Regions from separate parts of the Homo sapiens genome. Here region 2 is linked to region 1. Evidence: read pairs that join two places in POLR2A ChIA-PET (ENCODE). Cell type or tissue: OCI-LY7. All regions are shown on one strand. Each heading gives the region's core, and the rest is flanking DNA. Links, peaks and the distances in the headings are about the cores only. Region 1 overlaps LINC02780 (long intergenic non-protein coding RNA 2780). Region 2 overlaps TP73 (tumor protein p73).

Region 1 (2,905 bases), core at 285-2,784:
TCCCCGCCACCGCCTGCCATTCATCCTCTCCAAGTTAGAACGGAATATAAATTGGGCGCCTCGGGGACCTGCAAAACTTGAGAGTATGTTATGTTAGGAATTGGCTTTGTGGCCATAAATTATGTAACAGCTCCCCGATCCCAAACCAAGCTGGTATTTTCACTATGGTGTAAATAAAAACGTTAAATGGTTTTTCTAAGTGTTTGATTTTTCATCTGTGGTTTATTCACCTACTAAATTTCTGTAAAGGCCCATTTATTCAGCTTTGGGGAAAATACATTAAGCAGTTGTCCACTTGGCAGCAATGGTGAGAAGCCTCCCAGACAGGGAGGGCCTCCCAGGTCGCCTCCGCTGGCTGACAGCTGGCCGCGCTCCTAAGCCTCTCAGCCTCAGTTTCCCCACGTATAGAATGGAGAGCAAAATTGTCATTTTCCAAAGGGCTACTTTCCAAGTTGAAAACAAGGAAACAGGAGCAGCAGAGGAATCGCCTGTTGCTGCAATGCCTGATGTTTAGGAAGAGTCAGTACAGGTAACAATGATGCCTTCTGGACCACGGCACCAGGGAGTCACATAACTCCAGTTAGAATATGGTACTGACAAATACACTAGGTGCTGACCAAAAAGAAAAAGCACTCCATTTGGTAGCACAAAGGAGGTTTCCTTTAAGACCCAGAGAGTACTTTGCCCAGAAACTCCTTTGTCCGACACTCAAGGCCTCCAGGAGTCCTGACACCCACCTGGCGTCCCACCAGCTATGCACCTCCCAAGTGTCTGCAGCCAACCTCCAGCCTAAATGCACCCCAGCACGCTCATCCCAGCCCCTGCCTGCTCAAAGCTGAGGCTGAAGGCAGATAGGTCTGGGTCCAGGTCTGGGCCCCGAAACTTACAGCTTTCCAGCTCTCCACTTTGTTTCACTGGAAGGAAAGGGAGCACAGAAAGGGCCTGGCTCTGGGGCTGCGGCAGGACTCAGTGCAGCATCCCCCACCACCACCCCAGGTCCCACCTGCCCGGCCCTACCCTCAGTCCCTATGGAGTTGCTGTAGCTGGGACTGGGCACAGCCTGCTGGCAAGCCATGCTGAGGCGAGAGCCCACCTTCCCCTCCTGGAGTCTCCTGCCACAGCTCAGTATCCCACAGTCATGAGGCGTTCAGTGGCTGCACACAGGTGTCACCACTATCCCGCCTCCACCAACGACATATCCTTCACCAACAACATCACCTCCCCAACAACTTCACCTCCCCAATGGCTTACCCCCATGACATCATCTCCCTAATAACATTACTTCCTTATGGCATCACCACTGCCACAACATTGTCTCCCCCATGGCATCACTTCCCCATCACATCACCTCTGCATGACATCACCTCCCAATGGCATCACCTCTCCCATGACATCACCTCTCCCAGGAAATCACCTCCCAATGACATCCCCTCCGCATGACTTCACGTCCCCATGCATCACCTCCCCATGACATCACCTCTCCATGACATCACCCCTCCATGACATCACCTCTCCATGACATCACCTCTCCATGACATCACCTCTCCCATGACATCATCTCCCCTTTGACATCACCCCTATGACATCACCTCCCCATGACATCACCTCTCTATGGCATCACCTCCCCCATGACATCACCTCTCTATGGCATCACCTCCCCATGACATCACCTCACCATGCCATCACCCCTCCATGACACCCCTTCCCCATAACATCCCCTCCCCATGGCATCCCCTCCCAATGGCATCACCTCCCCATGATATCACCTCTCTATGACATCGCTTCCCCATCACGTCCCCTCCCCATGGCATCACTTCCCCAACACATCCCCTCCCCATGCCATCACCTCACCCATGGCATCACCTCACCCATGATATCATCTCCCCCATGACATCACCTCTCCCCAAAGCATCACTGCAAGACACCAGCCTCTTCAGGAAATAATATGAAGGTAAACTTTGTTAAGAATCCTTGTTTTTCAGCTGGGCACAGTAGCTCACACCTGTACTCCTAGCACTTTGGGAGGCCAAGGCAGGCAGATCACTTGAGGCCAGGAGTTCAAGATCAGCCAGGCCAACATGCCAAAATCCCATCTCTAGTAAAAATACAAAAAAAAAAAAGCTGGTTATGGTGGCACATGCCTGTAACCCCAGCTACTCGGGAGGCTGAGGCTAGAGAATCACTTGAACCTTGGAGGCAGAGGTTGCAGTGAGCCAAGATGGCACTGCTGCACTCCAGCCTGGGTTTTTGAGAGAGCAAGACTCTCTCTCTCAAAAAAAAAAAAAAAGAATCCTTGTTTTTCAACAGTTAAGCCAAGAGCCAAATCAGGAATGCAATCTTATTCACAATTGCCACAAAAAGAATAAGATATCTAGGAATACAGCTAACTAAGGAGGTGGAAGATCTCTATAAGGAGAACTACAAATCACTGCTTAGAGAAATCAGAAATGACACAAACAAATGTAAAAATACTCCATGCTCATGGATAGGAAGGATCAATATCATTAAAGCAATGTATTCAACAGTATTCCTGTCAACCTACCAATGACATTCTTCACAAAACTAAGAAAAAACTATTTTAAAATTCATATGGAACCAAAAAGGAGCCCAAATAGCCATGGCAATACTAAGCAAAAAGAACAAAGCTAAAGGCATCACACTATCTGACTTAAAACTATACTACAGGACTACAGTAACCAAAACAGCATGACACTGATACAAAAACAGACACCTAGATCAATGGAATGGAATAGAGAGCCCAGAAATAAGGCCACACACCTATAACCATCTGATCTTTGACAAAGCTGTCAAAAACAAGCAATGGGGAAAGGACTTCCCATTCAATAAATGGTGCTTGGATAACTGCCTAGCCATGTGCAGAAGACTGAAACTAGACCCCTTTATT
Region 2 (2,905 bases), core at 98-2,597, 330 kb after region 1:
AAAGTGCTGGGATTGCAAGCGTGAGCCACCGCGCCCAGCTGCCCTCGTTTATGCCTATCAGGCAAGAGCTGGAGAGGGGACCATGCGGATGTGCGCACTGTCTGTTTTCTGTGGCTGCCGTAACCAATGACCACACAATGAGCAGCACAGAATGAGATAAATTTACTCTCTTACAGTTCTGTAGGTCAGAGTCCGAGATGGGTACCAGGGAGCTAAAGCCAAACTGCGGGCAGGGCTGGCTGCTTCTGGAGACCCCGGGAGAATACATTTCCCCCTCTTCCTGTCTTTGGGGGGCCCTGGGAGAATCCCTACTCCCCTGTCTTCTCTTGGTTCTGGAGGCCCTGGGACAATCCCTACCTCCCCGTCCTCTCCTGCTTCCGCAGGCATATTCCTTGGCATGTGACACTTTCCTCCATCTCTGAAATGCATCCCTCCAACCTCTGCCTCCATCATCAGCTCCCTCTCTCACCCCTCTTGTGGGGCCCCCTGATGACACTGGACCCACCTGGATCCTGCCAGATGGCCTCCCCATCTCAAAATAGCTGAATCACGGTCCCCTTTGCCATGGGAAATAACATAGACACGGGTTCTGGGGATTGGGACGTGAAGACCTTTGGGGAGCCACTTTTTTTTGCCAACCATAAATGTCCCTCATTGAAAAACATCTTTTCTGAGCCCTCTGTTTGGGGGTCAGTCTGAAAGCCGCCCTGGGAGAGACGCCCGCATGGCACTGAGTCGCGTCTGCTCAGAGCACCATCCCCACCGCCAATGCTTACTCACTTCCGAGCTGAAGGGCTTCTGGGACGGTTTGTTCCTGCTCAGTGAGACACACAGGACAGGCCTCTTTGAGGTCAAAGGGCACCCTAGCCTGCAGCCAAGGCCAGGGAGGTGGGCAGGAGGTGGTGGGGAGGGAGCCAGCAGAGGGACCATTAAAAGCCCCCCGCCCACGCACCCACCTTCACTGTCAGACCCCTTCCTTTCTCCCCACAGCTCTTCAGTATTTGCCAGCAGGTCCCTCTGTGTGCATCAGTGAGTTCCTGAGGGCATGCCGCAGAAGTGAAACTGTCAATATGACCCATAATTACACCCCACCAACACACAGCTTACTCTGCACCAGGCACCATTTTAAGATTTTACATTCATTAGTGTGGGATACATAGCAAGACCCTGTCTCTAAAAGCAAGAAACAACAAAACTAAATTAACTGGATGTGGTGGTGTGTGTCTATGGTCACAGCTACTCAGGACACAGGCAAGAGGATGGCCTGAGCCCAGCAGTTGGAGGCTGTGGTCAGCTGTGACTGCACCACTGCACACCAGCCTAGGCTGCAGAGTGAGATTCTCTCTCTCTCTCTCTCTTTTTTTTTTTTTTTTTTTTTTTTTTTGAGACAGAGTTTTGCTCTTGTTGCCCAGGCTGGAGTACAATGGTGCGATCTCAGCTCACCACAAACTCCGCCTCCTGGCTTCAAAAGCGATTCTCCTGCCTCAGCCTCCCAAGTAGCTGGAATTACTATACCCAGCTAATTTTTGTATTTTTAGTAGAGATGGGGTTTCACTGTATGTTGGCCAGGTTGGTCTCAAACTCCTGACCTGGTGATCCACCTGCCTTGGCCTCCCAAAGTGCTGGGATTACAGGTGTGAGCCACCTTGCCTGGTGATTCTGTCTCTTAAAAAAAAAAAAAAAAAAAAAGGCCGGGCACGGTGGTTCATGCCTGTAATCCCAGCCACTCAGGAGGCTGAGGCAGGAGAATCGCTTGAACCTGGGAGGTGGAGGTTTCAGTGAGCCAAGATCATGCCACTGCACTCCAGCCTGGGTGACAGAGAGAGAAATTGTCTAAAAAAAAAAAAAAAAGAAAAGAGAGACAAACCAAAGGACCTAGGGGTCAGAGTTATGAAACTTCAAAATACGAATGATTTCCATGCACCCCACTCATATCAAGTCCTTCCGGTTTTAAAGTTCTGTTTTGCATAAATTACTAACCGTATACTTCATCGTCAAGAGTAGACTCTTTCTGTTATTCTAATACTTTCAAAGACCAGACTGACCAGCTGAACATTAGACAATGAATTCTTGGAGTTATACTGGCCTCAATCTTACAACGGTGTATTTTGCTATTTTTATCAGAATTCATCATTTTCATATTAATCCAATTAGCATCCTGTTTACCAATACCTCATTTTTTAATTTGCAGCTTCCTTCTAAAAGCTTGGGGGGGACTTTCACAACTCGATCTGTCCTCCCTCATTACTGCCAAATAATTAGTCAAGGAGCCGTCCCTGATCAAAAATTAAGAACCCAGAAGCAAGTTGGAGCATGCCTCGCTCCAGAAGAAAACATGACAGGAGACTCTTGTAATTATGAGGGGACTGGTTGGTAGTCATGATGCAGCCGGCAAAGACTGTGATAGCAGGAAGGAGAGACCTGCACTGAATCGTGAGCGTGGCCGATCACAGCTCATTAACTAGCTTGGAGTTTGCATCTCCTGTTTAACTGACAAAGACCGCAGAGTCTTTCCTCTGTAATTTGGGGGCTGACTTCACCCTGCATTGTGCATGGTGCAAATTGCGAGGACCATAAAGAGAGGATGGTGAGTTGCCTTGCCCACTGAATCGTGCACCTTATCTCGGTCATCGGATTCACAGGAATCACCTGCCTCTAAAGAGGGAGCACATCTTCCCTTTGTAGCCTGACCGCATCTGGTAAGGGTGGCTGGGTTTTCTGCAGAAGAGATACCCCTCTCTGAGGCCCAGCCGAGGCCTCCCACAGACTCTACAACCCCTGCCCCCCAACCATCTCACAGTCAGGAATGACCCACACTGAAGCAAGGCTGCTCCCCGTCCCCTACAACCACCAGGCCCCAGTCTGGCGGGTGGGCACCACCCAGGTGGACCCGGAGGCCAGGAGG

The links. Peaks named below come from ENCODE experiments on the same cell type or tissue, not always from the same donor. Only the 100,000 strongest peaks of a DNase experiment are listed, where the experiment ranks them.
Region 2: POLR2A ChIA-PET joins it to region 1 with 17 read pairs; 1 of 35 experiments calls an interaction of 5 or more read pairs at or near these places.

Annotation. Positions count from the first base shown.
Region 1 is chr1:3,990,898-3,993,802 of GRCh38, reverse strand. All of the region lies in intron 2 of LINC02780 (long intergenic non-protein coding RNA 2780), which reads right to left. Among named protein-coding and RNA genes, the nearest start is that of LINC02780, 16 kb to the right of the region's middle. In OCI-LY7, for the core only: no CTCF peak of the experiment used is centred there; a DNase peak (open chromatin) is centred at 1,532.
Region 2 is chr1:3,664,604-3,667,508 of GRCh38, reverse strand. All of the region lies in intron 1 of TP73 (tumor protein p73), which reads right to left. All of the region lies in intron 1 of TP73-AS3 (TP73 antisense RNA 3), which reads left to right. Among named protein-coding and RNA genes, the nearest start is that of TP73-AS3, 2.9 kb to the left of the region's middle. RefSeq lists an enhancer at 783-1,032. In OCI-LY7, for the core only: no CTCF peak of the experiment used is centred there; DNase peaks (open chromatin) are centred at 98, 788 and 1,058; H3K4me3 peaks cover 1,015 bases; H3K27ac peaks cover 1,758 bases.